Regions from separate parts of the Homo sapiens genome. Here region 1 is linked to region 2. The links are chromatin loops, found by intact Hi-C in ENCODE. Cell type or tissue: Calu3. All regions are shown on one strand.

Region 1 (8,000 bases), 470 kb before region 2:
TTTCACTGAGGGTCAAGCCCTTTGATTACCAGATGCCACTTGTGTTTATATGCAAATCAACCCAAACCCTGGGGGCGTTCAGTATATAACTTTAGACACTTATGGAGTTCCTTAGCAGGATCTTCCTAGGAATTAACTCTGCCTTCTATTGCAGTATCATCCATGTTTAATCTCTGTCATGCTGTGATCCTCCAGGAAGGCAGTGTGTTTTCACATGTGACTCTGGATTGAGGTCCCTCTTGCTGCTAGCCCATCTGCCACATTCATCTTCCCCAAGAATGTAGCTTGATTCTGCCAGACCCCTGGCAGGTGGAAAATGACTTCCCATAACCTACAGAATAACATTCTGAATCTTTGGGATGACCTATACATCCCCTCACAGGATGCCTCAATTTGCCTACCCAAGATATTTCTGACAACTCCTCTGGTAGTCACTGGTGATAGAGATGAACTGAATAATTGGATTATGCCCTCTTCCACTCCATGGTTTTCTACTTTTCTGCCTCTGTGCACACTGTCTGCTCCATGCTCTTCCCTAAGAAAATTCTACTCATCCTTCAAGGTCCATCTCAAATGCTCTGAAGATTTCCTTAATCTCTATAACTAGAGACGGTCTCGTGCTCCTTTAAACTTGATGATATTTTTGGCCAGGCACTGTGGCTCATGCCTGTAATCCCAGCACTTTGGGAGGCTGAGACAGGTGGATCACCTGAGGTCAGCAGTTCAAGACCAGCCTGGCCAACATGGTGAAACCCTGTCTCTATTAAAAACACAAAAAAATTAGCTGGGCGTGGTGGTACATGCCTGCAATCCCAGCACTTGGGAGGCTGAGGCAGAAGAATCGCTTGAACCTGGGAGGCAGAGGTTGCAGTGAGCCGAGACTGCTCCACTGCACTCCAGCCTGGGCGACAGAGTGAGACTCCATCTCAAAAACAAACAAAAAACAACAATTTTTTTGTTGGATTTTTGTTTTTGCATTATGTCTTGAATTATAGTTGTGTATTTAATTTCTCTTATTTTTAAATTCTTAACAAAATTTTGTGGATATATAGTAGGTGTATATATTTATGAGGTAAATAAGATGTTTTGAGACAGGCACGCAATGTGAAATAAGCACATCACGGAGAATGGGGTATCCATTCTGTTAAGCATTTATCCTTCGCGTTAAAACAATCCAATTACATTCTTTAAGCTATTTAAAAATATACAGTTAAGTTATTTATGATTGTCACCCTATTGTGCTATCAAATAGTAGGTCTTATTCATTCTTTCTATTTTTTTGTACCCATTAATCATCTGATAAGGTTTGGCTGTGTCCTCACCCAAATCTCATCTTGAATTCCCATGTGTTGTGGGAGGAACCCGGTGGGAGGTGATTGAATCATGTGGACAGGTCTTTCCTGTGCTGTTCTCGTGATAGTGAATGGGTCTCATGAGATCTGATGGTTTTATAAGGGGGAGTTTCCCTGCACAGTCTCTCTCTCTTTGCCTACTGCTATTCATATAAGATGTGACTTGCTCCTCCTTGCCTTCTGCCATGATTGTGAGGTCTCCCCAGCCATGTGGAACTGTAAGTCCATTAAACCTCTTTCTCTTGTAAATAGCCCAGCATCGGGTATGTCTTTTTTAGCAGCATGAGAACGGACTTAGCAGAACATCTTTGAGTCTCATTTTTCTGTTGAAAATATTTATATCTTATCATAATTTTATGGTGTGGTGTTTTCCAGTAAGTTGCATTGCTCCTTTTTTTTTTTTTTTTTTTTTTTTTGAGACAAGGTCTCCTTCTGTCACCTACGCTGGAGTGCAGTGGCAGAATCTCAGCTCACTGCAACCTCCACCTCCTGGGTTCAAGTGATTCTTGTGCCTCAGCTTCCCAAGTAGCTGAGACTATAATTACACACCACCATGCCTGGCTAAGTTTTGAATGTTTTGGTAGAGATGGGGTTTCATCATGTTGGCCAGACTGGTCTTAAATTCTTGACCTCATGTGATCCACCCTCCTCAGCCTCCCAAAGTACTGGGATTACTGGTGTGAGCCACTGAACCCGGCCAAGTTATATTGCTTCTTAAGTAACTTGCATGTGATGTTTCTTAAATAGTTTTAGTGGAAATATCATTAAATTGAACCAGTAGCTAATCCACCATAAAGAATTTTTCCAGGAATAGATGTTCCATTGTCATCTGGATTCTACTCTTTCTAAAGAAAAGAAAACCATAATTATTATGATTGATCCCTTTATGGGATGAATCTTTTGAAACTCTGGCTGCTTTTAAGAGTTTTCACTTCATTTTTTTTTCTTTAAGTTTTCTTATAATGTTACCAGTTGTGGTTTTATTTGTTTTTATCCTATTTGGAATTCACTAAGCTTCCCAAATCTGTTTTTGCTTAAATATAGAAAAATTTTGGCCCATGTTTCTTCAAATGTAATTTTTTGCTTGACTTTTTTTTTTTCTCTCCTTTCTTTCTGGGGCTCCAGTTACATATATGTTAAATGCTTGATATTATTCCACAAGTAAATCAGGTTCTGTTTATTTTAAAAAATATTTACCTTTTCTGTGCTTCAATTTAGATGACTTTCGTTCACTTGTCTTCAAATTCACTAACTCTTTTTTCGTGATGGCCAATTTTTTAAATTTTTGCATAATACATGCTCATGTCTTGGGGGTACATGTTACAATTTAATACATTCATATAATTTGTACAGATCAAATCAGTGTAATTGGGATACACATCATCTTAAATATTTGTCTTTCTTTATTCTAGAAACATTCAAATTATTCTCTTCTAGCTATGTTGAAATATATAATGGATTATTATAAACTAGAGCTACCCTACTTATCTGTCAAACATTAGGTCTTATTTCTTCTATCAAGCTGTATATCTGTATCCATTAATAACTTCTCTTCATCTTCCCCTTATCCTTCTCAGGTTCTGGTAAGCACCAGTCTACTCTTTACCTTCATGAGACCCACTGTTTTAGCTCCCAAATATGAGTGAGAACATGCAATATTTGTCTTTCTGTGCTTGGCTTATTTCACTTAAAATAATGACCTCTAAGTCTATCCATGTTGCTGCAAATGACAGGACTTCATTCTTTTTTACGACTAAATAATATTCCATTGTGTATATGCAGCCAAATTTTCTTTATTCATCCACTGATAGACACAGGTTAATTTCAATATTTTGTATGTTGTGAATAGTGCTGCAGTAAATAAGGGAGTGCTCTTTCTTTATAATTTACCAGTTGATTTTCTCTTTCCTCCCAACCCCGACCAGGTCACTGCCTCCCTTTGAGCACTAGATGGTGCTTTAAGCACAGGTTGTCTAGGTTCTAGTAAATGTCCCAAAGGGAATATCCTGATAGAGTGGGAAGACTGGCTAGGGTGTCATGCCCAGGAAACCTGCAGGACAATCCTATAGCATGGTGCTGCTGAATAGCCACTCTGATTTGGCATCTCCTTTGGCTGAATTACAGAGCAGTTTCCAGGCCTAGGATGGTAGTCCTGCCTCCCCTCTTTGTTTTTGGCTGTCCTCAGGGCTATTTCTCCCTTCAGGCACTCCTGTTGATTCCTGGGGCTGAGGCAAGGACAGATCTTCTGCCAGGAAACCCAAGATGATGGGGAAGCCAGTTGTCCATCTTCACCTCACTTTTTGAGAAACCATGAGTCAGGGAAAAATTTTCTGTGCACTTGGTGCTAGGCAGATTGGGGGAAGGATGTCACAGACATGGAAGTCTGATTCTCTTACTGTCTACTAAGAGATTCTGAGTTTCTTCATTTCTTTGTGGCCTCAGGAACTGTCTCATTCTCATATTTTAGTTTTGGATATTATTGCTGGTGATAATCTTGGGGCTGTATATTTGTTTTTGGTTTTCTGTTGGGAGAGTGGTGCCAGCTAGCTTCTATGCTTCCATTTTGGAATGAGAAATTTCTCAAGAGATTTATTGTATATCATGGTGACTACAGTTAATAACAATATATTGTATATTTGAAAATTGCTAAGACAGTAGTTTTTAAGTGTCTGTACCACAAAAAATATAAGTATATGAAGTATTGCATATATTAAATAACTTGATTTAGCCATTCCTCAATGTATACATGTATTAAAACATCATGTTGCACACCATAAACATATACAGTGTTTTATTGTCAATTAAAATAATTAAGTAAAGAAAACCCCCAAATAAATTACTGTGCTAGGTACTATGAAGCAGTTCAAAATAGAATAAGTTCTCAAGAAGCTTTCAATTCCATATAGATGATAAGAGAATCAAGTTAAAAGATAAATTCAGAAAACAGAACAGCTGTGTTGCTGCTTGTTTTCTTTGTCAGACTTGGATCTCTCATCCAACAAATGAGAGTACTAATGCCTATTCCATAGGATCATTGTGAGAAATTTGTCAGATTAATGTTTATAAAATGCCTAGGGTAGTGTTTGGCGCTTAATTGGCATTCATTAGATGACAGGGTGGCTTGTGGCTGATGTGGCCTCTGCTGTTCTTCCTGTTGGTGTTGTTGATGCTCACCAATGAAAGCAGTCAGGAAACCTCCATTTTACACATGATTGAACTGGAAGGACATTGTATTTGAATTCTAAATAAATGGGAGTACGCATTGGTGTGTTCTAAAGATCTTCCCGAGAAGAAGGTGTGGGGAGAGACAATGCAGGAAATACCCATTTTGACTTCCTTATAGGTCTGCCCTAAGGAGAAACCATATACCCAGGGCCTGGGGAAGTTGAGTAAGGGATTCAAGACCAGGAGAGGTTGAACCTCCCTTCACAGCTACACATCTCTTCTTGTTATTTCAGGAATTGAAAGGCCTGAAAAACAAACAAGACAGATATTTTTCTAATCTTTCAGAAGCTGACTCTCCCACAGTCCCCTAGAGCTAGGCCCAAAGCACAGTCCAGTGGAGAATGGGTAGGGAAACAAATTGGGTCTCTGCTTTTCCCAATCTCTCTTCCTTCGTCTATTGTTCTCTATTTCTCTGTTTCACCCAGAAAACCTCCGCTTCTGTACTGTAACCCCCAGATTCTGAACTCAAAACTGACTTATCTTGATACCAGTCCTCACTATCAAATGCTCCAGAAAGGGGAAAATTTTGGCATGGATTTTTCAATGATGTAAGGGAGGAACATATTTTTCCTCTACTCTCAGGTTCATTGACTGGAGCCCTGCAAATTAGATTGACAAAAGACAGATTAACAGGATAAAAGGCATATAAGTTCTATTGGATTTTTTTTGCGACACAGGGACCTTCCTAGAAAACACATGAAAATCTCAAGAAACAGATAGGCCTGAGAGCTTATATACCTATTTAACAAAGAGTCATACATTGTGGAGGCATGTCAAGGCAAAGGAAAGGGGTTTTTAGACTTCTAGGGGCTGAAAACTGAGGAATGGTAATGACATGGAGGAAACTTACAGAAGATAAAAGCTATCTAAGCAAGGTTTGTTTGTGCAGATCCATCTCAGTGTCATCTTTCCATCTTCTTCATGGCCATAAACCTTCCCTGGGAGAAGGGCTCTATGGCAGTCCTTATTATTGAGGAGTTTCTGCTTTTAGTCAGATCAGGGAGGCTCTGAGAAAGCTTCCTTCTACATCTGTTGAATCTCACACGTTTTCAGCTCAAAATAATCTTTATGCCAAAGCACATATTTTGGAGTAGCATATTCTGATCCCCTTCAATTACAGTGACATACATAAACAATACTGAGCATTAACACTTCTTATTCTTAATTGCTTTGTCCAGGCTTACCCTGTTATTACCATATACCCCCTATGAAAAGGACAGTAAAATTATCACCAAGATAATATTTTTGTTGTTGAGTGTTATTTTAAGGTGTCTGCAGGGCATATCTTTAGAAGGAGCTTCTAAATGGCACCTTTAGTAATAAAACCTGAACTAGAAATGCACATAAAATCTTTTCGATGGACTCTGTTAAGGTTCTGAGTCCTTTCGTTATTTTGTGTATTTAACCACGTAGGCATATGGCGTAAGTTCTGAAATTTTAGAGAACAGGGATGCAGAACATTATTTTATTTTATCAAAGTATTTATGTCATTTCTTTTTTCCCTTATAATCTTTTATAGAACTATAGCTCCAGATTTGTTTCTTTAAGTACATTCCTGATACAGAAAGAGAAATCATCAAGTAGGGATCAAACATAACCTTTGGAAATTATTTTTCATGCTTAACTTCTAGAAGCATGAAACCAAACTTTTCTTATTTGGATGATACAAATAACTGTATCTAAATTTTCAGTAATTTCTGGTTTAGTTTTAGATCTGTATTTGGTTTAGTTAAGGTGTTGCATTTTCAAGATAAAACAAAATGACTTTTGCTTTTTAAAATGCTCATTAGAATTTCCATGTCAAGGCTACAGCATGTCAGTTGTAGTATATGTGTCTTTCTGTATTCCAATATCACCAACATTTTTCTAGTTACCTTACCACTTTGGGTTAAACTCACACTGCAAGTTGCTATGACAACAGAGATATTGTGAATGCTTAACCCAGTATGCTCTCTGTAAATCACACTTTTAAGGGTAATTTTTCTAACAAAGCATTGTTTAAATTGCTTCGAAGTTACAGCAATTAAGTCTTTGATTATAAATATCAGAGTGGAAAGAAAAGCAAATTTTGGAACTCCAAAGCAGGGTTATAATGCTAACAGCAGACAGATACAGTTTTAATGGGTGGGGCATCACATATTTTGCATATGTTTCTATTGATTTTGGGCAGGGTAATGCAGGCATCTCACTTAACCCATTTATAGACTGGTAAAATTGTTCACTCTGTCCTTTCTTCTATTTAAACTTATCTTCATTATTATAATTTTTCAGTATGTTGCCATGAAAATGGCCTCTTCTGACCAACTGACATGGAAATAACTTATTTTCTACTGGTAATTTAATTTCATCCATTAAAATTGTGTCTGTCTTAGATTGCCACCTTTGGTTCCAACTCGTTTTATGTATGTATGTAGCTGGGTGGTCTCTTGTGAGATTTTTGTCAAATAGGGCTGCGATCATCTCATATCTCAACTGGGGCTGAAGAATCCACTTCCAAACTCACTCATGTAGTTGTTGACAGACCTCAGTTCCTCAGAAGCTGTTGGCCAGAGGCCTCCCTCTGTTCCTCTCCAGTGGGCTTCTCCACAGGCCAGCTTGAAACATGGCAGCTGGCTTCCCCCAGAGCAAATAATCCAAGGAAGAGAGAGTATGAGAGAGAGAGAGAGAAAGAGAGAAAGAGAGACAGTGTGAGAGAGAGCTAGCCAAGACCACCCAAGACAGAAGCCTCCGTCTTTTCATAACCTCACTTCAGTGACATTTCATCATTTCTGCAATTTTCTATTCATTACATGCTGGTCATTAAGGCCACCGTATACTTGAGGGGAGGGAAATTAAGTTCCACCTCTAGAAAGTAAGAATATCAAAGAATTGTAGACCTATTTTTAAAAACCACAACGGCAGAACTATGTGGAATGTTAATTATTATTTCTCTTCTGATGCTTTTTACCAAATCTACTGTGGCTACATAATCGTTTAAGACATTAATTTGTTTTTGTGGTTCTCTTATATTTTTCCATTTCTCTTTTCGTTTTCTTTTTTAGGAAGTAGATAATAAGACTGTTGCCTCTAGGGATTTATGTGGCTGAGGGGAAAACAGTACTGGCTTACAAGTGTTCCTGGCTTTTGCTTTACAAAAGCCTAATCACTTAGAAAAACACTGAGTATTTTCGTAGACACTAAGAAGGGTGGGTTATTTGTGGAAACAACCAACATATTTGGCAGGTGAATACAGGAGGGGAAAAAAAAGAAAGGAAGCTTCTAGAGGGCATGAGAGACCTGGGAACCGGCACCAAACTTTCTAACCCATCACCTAGTTGGGTCTCCCATGAGATGCTGGAGAGGTATGGTTATGCAGTTTATCTGTAAGAGGGACCTGGGTTGCCTCCCAGAAGATCCCCACAGCCGTGGGTGGCAGAGGAAGCT
Region 2 (8,000 bases):
CGTAGCATTTGCTTCTCTGGGAATGACTTTACTTCTCCTTCGTTTATGAAGCTTGTTTGGCAGGATATGAAATTCTTGGCAGCATTTTCTTTTCTTTAAGAAGGCTAAAACTAGGCCCCCAATCTCTTTTGGTTTGTAATGTTTCTGCTGAGAAGTCTACTGTTAGTCTGATGGGATTTCCTTTATAGGTAATTTTGACCCTTTTCTCTAGTTGCCTTTAAGATTTTTCCCCTTCACATTGACCTTGGATAGTCTGATGACTGTACCTCAGGAATGGTCATATGGTGAAGTGTCTTGCAGGTGTTCTCTGAATTTCTTATATCTGGATGTTGACTTCTCTAGCAAGATTAGGGAAATTTTCCTGAATTTTTTTCCTCAAGTATGTTTTCCAAGTTGCTTGCTTTTTCTTTTTTCTCAGGAATGCCAATGTCAGTAAATTTGGTCACTTTACATAATCCTATATTTCTCTAAGGCTTTGATCATTTTTTAAAATTCTGTTTTCTTGATTTTTGTCTGACTGGGTGAATTCAAAAGACCAGCGTTCAAGCTCTGAAATGCTTTCTTCTGCTTTGCCTAGCCTATTGTTAAAGATTCCAACTGTATTTTTAAATCCTTTAGGGAATGTTTCTATTCCAGAAGTTCTATTTGGTTTTTTCTTAATATAGCTGTCTTGTCTTTTATATCTTGAATCATTTTTCTGGCTTCTTCTTATTGGATTTCAACTTTCTCTTGGATCTCATTGAGTTTCCTTGCAATTTATATTTTGAATTCTTTTTCTGTCATTTCAAACTTTTCAATTTGATTAGGATCCATTGCTAGAAAGAGAATGCAATCCTTCGGAGGGGTCAAGAACTCTGGCTTTTAGTACTTTCAGAGTTCTTGTGCTGATTCCTTCTCATCTGAGGGAACTGGTGCTTCTTATTTTTGAATTTTCTATTGTTTGGATGGGACATTTTTATTTTTAAATTCTTTTTTCTCTTGAGGGCCTGACTAAGGTGTACACTGCATATGGTCATTTGGCTTCATTCCTGGGTGTTTTCAGTGGGCCAAGACTCTATATGGGTTCATTGGTTGTGGATAGCTTCTGTGCAGTGGCTTTCTTAGATGTTGCTTGTTGTAGTGATGCATTGGATGTATGAGCCAACAAACTATCTCCTTCAGGACTGACTGAGAGTTCTGATATCTCAGAAAGCTTGTCCCATGTACCAGCACTTAGCCTGTCTGGCAGCAGGCTTGCTTTTTATTTGGTGATGCAGTTCAGGCTGCAATCCAATAGATGGTGCTTAAGTGTAAAAGCTGGCTTGTCGTCAGGTGGACTGATGATGAGTGGAAGCACCTGCCCTGAAGGATGGGTGGTAGGAAGAGATTGTGTTGGGGTGCACTGAAGTGTCAGGGGAAGGGGCTGGGGTGTGTACCAACTCCTCATCCTGAGTTGGCAGGAATGTGATCCACTTCCCTATCACACCCCTGTCATAGGGCTCATGACCCTTATTTCATAAAGACTGACCTTTGGTTCCCCACCACAGTGTGGCTGCAGGCCCTGGACACACCCCTCTGAGAGCTACCCCAATATGGGCTCAGGGCAGACCCTCTTCCCTTGGTCCAGAGCAGGCAACTCTATGGCCAATCTCTCCTCCATTGCTAGATGCTACTGCTCTGTATAGGGACTAGGGATGGGGAGTTGGGCTTTGTACAAGCTCAAACGGCATGGACTCACTTTCAGCGAGGGTGAAGCCACCACAAAAAGTATGAAAAACACTTTCTCCAAGTGCATGTGCTCTGGCCCCCGGTGGGAAGTTGCATCCCCAACAAGTTATCGGGGAAGGCAGGAGATGATATTCCTTCACATCTGTTCCTGGGAGCCAGTGCCGCCCACTTCAGTAACTGGTGCTGTGCCCTTATTTCCTTTGTCATGAGGGGGCTTTTGTAGGGCTCCTCCCACCAAGGGCACTCCCACCTACCCTTTCCATGGACTCTGAGTTTCCTGGGTTGACCTTTACCAGACTCTTGCTGCTTTCCTTTTTTGTACCCCAGCTCCTTCCCATAGGCACTCCAACAGATCCTGGTTCTCTTCTCTCAGCTTTCCATTCAGAACTTGTCCATTCACCAGTAACTTTGATCTTTCTGAGGAGAACTGACATCCAGTGTCTCTGGTCAGCCATCTGCTCTTATCACCAAATTCTCCCATTTACCTTCTTGGCATTCTCTTTTCATCCACCAACATGGTCCCCCATGGGACCCCGTGGGCCACCTGGATACTGATTTGCATCAAGAATTGAGGAGGCCTCAGGAAATGAAGAGGAAGGGAAGAAGCGGGTGACAGGAAGCAGGAGAAGGCAAGGCAGGAGAAAGAGACAAGGCAAGACCTCAGTACTCAGTATTATGTTTTTGTTTCCCATATTGCAGTCTCCAAGTGTCTTTACTGATGTGTCTATGTTTGGGAAAACTAAACTTGCCATTTTTACTATTATGTCTATGCCTAGGGTCAAGAAGGGCAGGGAAGTGGCAGCAGCCTAGAAAGCAGGTATAATGCAGTAAGGGGCAACAAATAGAAAAGCCCAGAACATCAGTCCATAGCAGCATGATATGGAATGACTGACTACCCAATATCCATTTTCTACCCCACCTGGGTCTGGGAGAGGGGGGACAAGGATCACTGATTAATATGGGCCAATTATGATAATCCCATTCCCCTTGCTGGAAGTTGTCAGTGGAAAGGCCTAAGCTCATTTAAACCAATGAGAGATGAGGAGAGTTTTGCTGTGGTCTCCTAGGAAAGAAATATCTTAACTCTTAAGAGTAAGTTACAAACAGTCAAGTTCTTTCTTCTTAGACTTGAAAATGGAAGCCTGTATTCCCAAATGCTACTGACTACAATCCTATGACCGCAAGAGAAATTTAGGATGCAATTTATCTAGTGGATGTAGTTGCAGATAGACAAAAAGAACCCAAGTCCATCTCATCAAACCACCACCTCTGAGGCATGCCCTACCTCTGCAGTGCCTTGATGTGAGTCAATACCTTCAATAGTGAAGCCCAACTTGAGTCAGGTTTATGCCAGTTGAAGCTGAAAACTTTGTAACTGATACAGACTGATAAAAAAATAATCAGAGAGGCTGGACGTGGTGGCTCACGCCTATAATCCCAGCACTTTGGGAGGCCGAGGTGGATGGTTCACCTGAGGTCGGGAGTTCGAGACCAGCCTGACCAACACAGAGAAACCTCATCTCTACTAAAAATACAAAATTAGCTGGATGTGGTGGTGCATGCCTGTAATCCCAGCTACTTGGGAGGCTGAGGCGGGAGAATTGCTTGAACCCTGAAGGCAGAGGTTGCGGAAAGGTGAGATCGTGCCGTTGCACTCCAGCCCGGGCAACAAGAGCAAAACTCCGTAAAAAAAAAAAAAAAAAAAAAAAAAAAAAAAAAATCAGAGAAATGTATGGAAAAATTAGACATTCCTGGAATTCAAAAATATTATAGGAAAGAAATACAATAACAATAAATAAATTGCCTGCAAATAATCAAGGTATGCAAGATTGGACTATAATTGTTGGATACTGAAGGGCAAACTGACCCTGGAGATGAAGGACTTGGAGGCATTCGAGACATTCAGAATACTCAATCATGTACAAATTTTTACACAACCAAAAAGCAGGGAGTTATATAATTTTGAGGTCATTCTAACAGCCATATTGCAAAAAAAAAAAAAATTAATCCTTGCAAAAATAAAAATTAATCCTTGAAATTAGAAACATTAATAAATATGTCATGCTAATGATTAAGATCTTTTTCAGTTGAATGAAATATAAGAATAAAAAAGAAACAATGTTTTACCTTGGTTCTTAATCATTAACCCTCCTTCTGAAGAGTCTAAAGAACTTCACAAATAAAATAAACATTAATAACGAGGGGCTGAACAGAATTCCTTTTAAAAAATACACACAGTGTTCAAGCAAATATTTTCTTAGATTAGTCTGAAATACCCTGAAGAAAAGTTTATTCAAGATTCTCTGAAGTGATTTTCAGAGTTGTGTAGATTTTAGGCTTGCTTTGCTTTAAACAAAGCCTTTTGAAGTCTAGTATAATAAGTATGGCATAGCATCCTTGAGCTCATCCAAATTGAAATTAAAGAAGAAAAATAGTTATCCTGTTAAGTAAGCAGTCTCCTTTTAAAAATATGAAACTATGATTTAAAAAATCATAATGTATTCTTGCTTACTAGCTCTTCAAATCTGTATCTCTCAGTCCCTACTGTCACACCAAAGGAATGTCTTGGGGGTGAAATCTCTGTCCTTTACAGAGGAGAGGCAATCACTTAAATCAAGGTAATCCAAGAGGTTGTCTGCCCTCTTCTGGTCAGTCTTGAAGCCTGAGCAGGCTCTGCTCCCACTGCTAAGATGCTGTGTGCATAAGGCCCATGTTGTGAGTGTCTTTCCTTACCCGTATAGCATAAGACTTCCGCAACATCAAAAGCCAATCCCTATCAAGAAAAGTTTAGAGACTCACGAGACAAACTATGAAGTCTTTGGTAGTATGGAGCACTAAAAACAAGTTTTCAGCATAAAGTGGTGTGGAGTGCCCCTAAATCTGGTGACACAATCCACTCACTTCTGGCAATTATAAAATAGAGTCAGTCCTCATTGAATTAATCATATGTCAACATCAAATATTATCCTACATCTTTCAGGACTGGTTTTTAAAAATGTTTATGGAAACTGTGGAAGCATCACTGGGGCTATTCTTAGGACTATAATATAACTAAAGAAAGCAACTTCCTACTTAAGGATATTGTCACCTATCACAAAAAAACATGGTCACAAAAAGGTGGTAATCTGTGTAAGAGAGTAATATTTTAGATAATAACATTATTTCGATCTTTGTCTAAAGGAAAGAGGCAATGCAGCCAGAAAACACCTGTTTTTTAATTACTAGAGTGAGGGGACCAGAATGTTGTGATACATTGTGGGTCAAGGATACTTGTGAGCTTTTCATCAATAGCCTCAGTCAAAGATGTCAAATACACAGCAAGCTCAGCTCACACTAGCAGTCTTGGACAGGTGTAAGACACTGTCATTCAATCATAGCATTCCTTTTCACTGGCCTCAAATGTCATTTTGAACTACTTTCCAACCCAGCACCCCAAGCAAATGGAGTTGGTCCGTAATATAAAACCAAAATGCTTCTCTAGTATAGATGCAACTGTCAAGTTCCCGTTAACCAAATTGTGAACTCTTGAAACATAATTTTAAATACTAATTGAGGATTAGGGACTTTGATGCAAGGAGAAAGCAGTAACTTAGATTAATCTTCCATTAATTAGAAACAGATAGAAACAGCTTTCATTGTAACTGAATAAATTGACATTGTGAATCACATACACAACAATCATTTCTGAGTTTGACACTTAACAGTTGTTCCTGGCCGGGCATGGTGGTTCACGCATGTAATCCCAGCACTTTGGGAGGCCGAGGCGGGCAGATCACGAGGTCAGGAGATCGAGACCATCCTGGCTAACACAGTGAAACCCCGTCTCTACTAAAAATACAAAAAATTAGCCGGGCGTGGTGACGGGCGCCTGTAGTCCCAGCTACTTGGGAGGCTGAGGCAGGAGAATGGTGTGAACCTGGGAGGTGGAGCTTGCAGTGAGCCAAGATCAAGCCACTGCACTCCAGCCTGGGCGACAGAGCGAGACTCTCTCTCAAAAACAAAACAAAACAAAACAAACAAACAAACAAAAAAGAGTTGTTCCGGGCCGGGCATGGTGACACACGCCTGGAATCCCAGCACTTTGAGAGGCCAAGGCAAGTGGATCACCTGAGATCAGGAGTTCGAGACCAGCCCGGCCAACAGGGTGAAACCCTGTGTCTACTAAAAATACAAAAATTAGCCGGGCATGGTGGCGCATGTCTGGAATCCCAGCTACTTGGGAGGCTGACGCAGGAGAACTGCTTGAGCCCGGGAGGTGGAGGTTGCAGTGAGCTGAGATTGCGCCACTGAACTCCAGCACTCCAGCACTCCAGCCTGGGTGACAAGAGCGAGACTCCGTCTCAAAAAAAAAAAAAAAAGAAAGAAAGAAAAAAAAAGTTATTCCTGAGAATTGAATCACCTAAGTTCTAAGTTCCTGATGAAACTGAAGTTCAAAATGTGAAAATCTAGGATCCGCATTCTGGGTCAGTGGCTCTGCCTACTTACTGCCAACCTGTGAGAGCCTTCCTTGGTGGCCAGCTCTTCATCTCATCTCTGTAAGTGCAGCAAAAATGGACTTCTTATTCATAATTTAGTAAATTCACAGTTTTGAAAACAGATTAAGTATTAGATTAGCTTAATAATAAAGGTCACATAACTGACCTGTTAAATTTTTAATTCCTTTTTAATTTTTATTTTCTTTTTCTAAGCTAAATTATTTTTATCTGAACACTTAGACATAATATATAAAGGCACATTAAGAACCCACAGATTTGCCCACATACTGTGACTCTAACGAAATTGGGAAATTACTAAATGTACACTTATGTCGCTGAAGGAGAACCCATAATTAATCAAGTAATTCTGAAATTGGGAAATTATTAAATATACACTTATGTCACTAAAGGAAAACCCACAGTTAATCAGGTAATTCTGAGAAATTAGTTTGAAATGATAAAAATCACATGATTATTAGCAAATAACATTACATATCAACAAATTGCTTTAGATCATGCTGGTATGTTCAGATGCAGAGAAATAAATATGCTATGACCCTCTGAGATGATGGCAAAGAATTAATGAATAACTTCACATGATATTAATAATCCAGCACCAAGATACCACCCACAAAGCAGCAAAGCTTTTTAGCTGACAGATGGCTAACTTGTTATTCTCTATCAAACTACAGAGTCAACCATGAGCCTGAGTTGTAAGGCTCAGCTACCATCTTCAAAAGGTCAATTATCGGCTGGGCATGGTGGCTCACACCTGTAATCCCAGCACTTTGGAAGGCTAAGACGAGTGGATCACCTGAGGTCAGGAGTTTGAGACCAGCCTGGCCAACATGGCTAAACTCCATCTCTACTAAAAATACAAAAACAAAATATAAATAAAAAGCCAGGTGTGGTGGCAGGTGCCTGTAATCCCTGCTACTTGGGAGGCTGAGGCAGGAGAATCACTTGAACTCAGGAAGCAGAGGTTCCAGTGAGCCAAGATTGCACCACTGCACTCCAGCCTGGGCGACAGAGTGAGACTCCTTCTCAAAAATAAATAAATAAATAAAGTCAGTTGTCATCACCATGTATGGCATGCATATTTTGTGAACCACACATCAGAATGAAAGGTCTGACAGAGTATGTGAATGGGAATAATAAGGCAGAATATTGAAAGTGTGACTGTTTCGGTAAATCCAGGATGACTGACTGCTGTCCTTATACTCAGACCCAGAGGAAAGGGAAAACAGCAGGACTAGCAAACAGAAAAATTTCTTTTTTATTTAAAATTTGTATATTGTTATATTTTCAGATTTAATAACAGTAATAATAATGGCTTTTGTTTAATAGTAGCCAAATTTACTGCACATTTACTCCATACTATCTTATTCTGAACACACTACATGTGTGTTCTATATTGAATCTCACAACAGCTCTGTAAGGTGGTTTAACAGATGAGAACACTGAATCACAGAAAGAATGCAATATTTGCTGAAGGACTCTTAGCTCCCAAAGGTAGAGTTAGAATTAAATTCAGGCAACCTAAATCAAGAGCCCAGATATTCATCTTAATGCTGTATTGTGCTGCTTAATTTTACGTGTCAACTAGGCTAGGCAATTGTACCCCAGTTGTTTAGTATATACTAGACTGCATGTTTCTGTGAAGGTGTTTTTATATACGATTAACATTTAAAAGGTAAACCTCGAGTAAAGCAGATTACTCTCATATCATGGGTGAGCCTCATCTAATTAATCAAAGCCATTAAGAGCAAAGACTGAGGTTTCCTGAAGAAGAAGCAATTCTAACTCAAGAGTGTAACA

Evidence for each region. Peaks named below come from ENCODE experiments on the same cell type or tissue, not always from the same donor. Only the 100,000 strongest peaks of a DNase experiment are listed, where the experiment ranks them.
Region 1: a loop joins it to region 2, with 7 times the contacts of the local background. A loop is called at or near these places in 10 of 110 quality-filtered maps.

Annotation. Positions count from the first base shown.
Region 1 is chr6:130,755,513-130,763,512 of GRCh38, reverse strand. All of the region lies in intron 1 of LOC105378003 (a long non-coding RNA gene), which reads left to right. Among named protein-coding and RNA genes, the nearest start is that of SMLR1, 68 kb to the left of the region's middle. In Calu3, a CTCF peak has its summit at 3,285 (motif pointing right); a DNase peak (open chromatin) is centred at 3,302.
Region 2 is chr6:130,290,337-130,298,336 of GRCh38, reverse strand. It overlaps a transcript of SAMD3 not described here. Among named protein-coding and RNA genes, the nearest start is that of SAMD3, 71 kb to the right of the region's middle. In Calu3, no CTCF peak of the experiment used is centred here; a DNase peak (open chromatin) is centred at 4,356.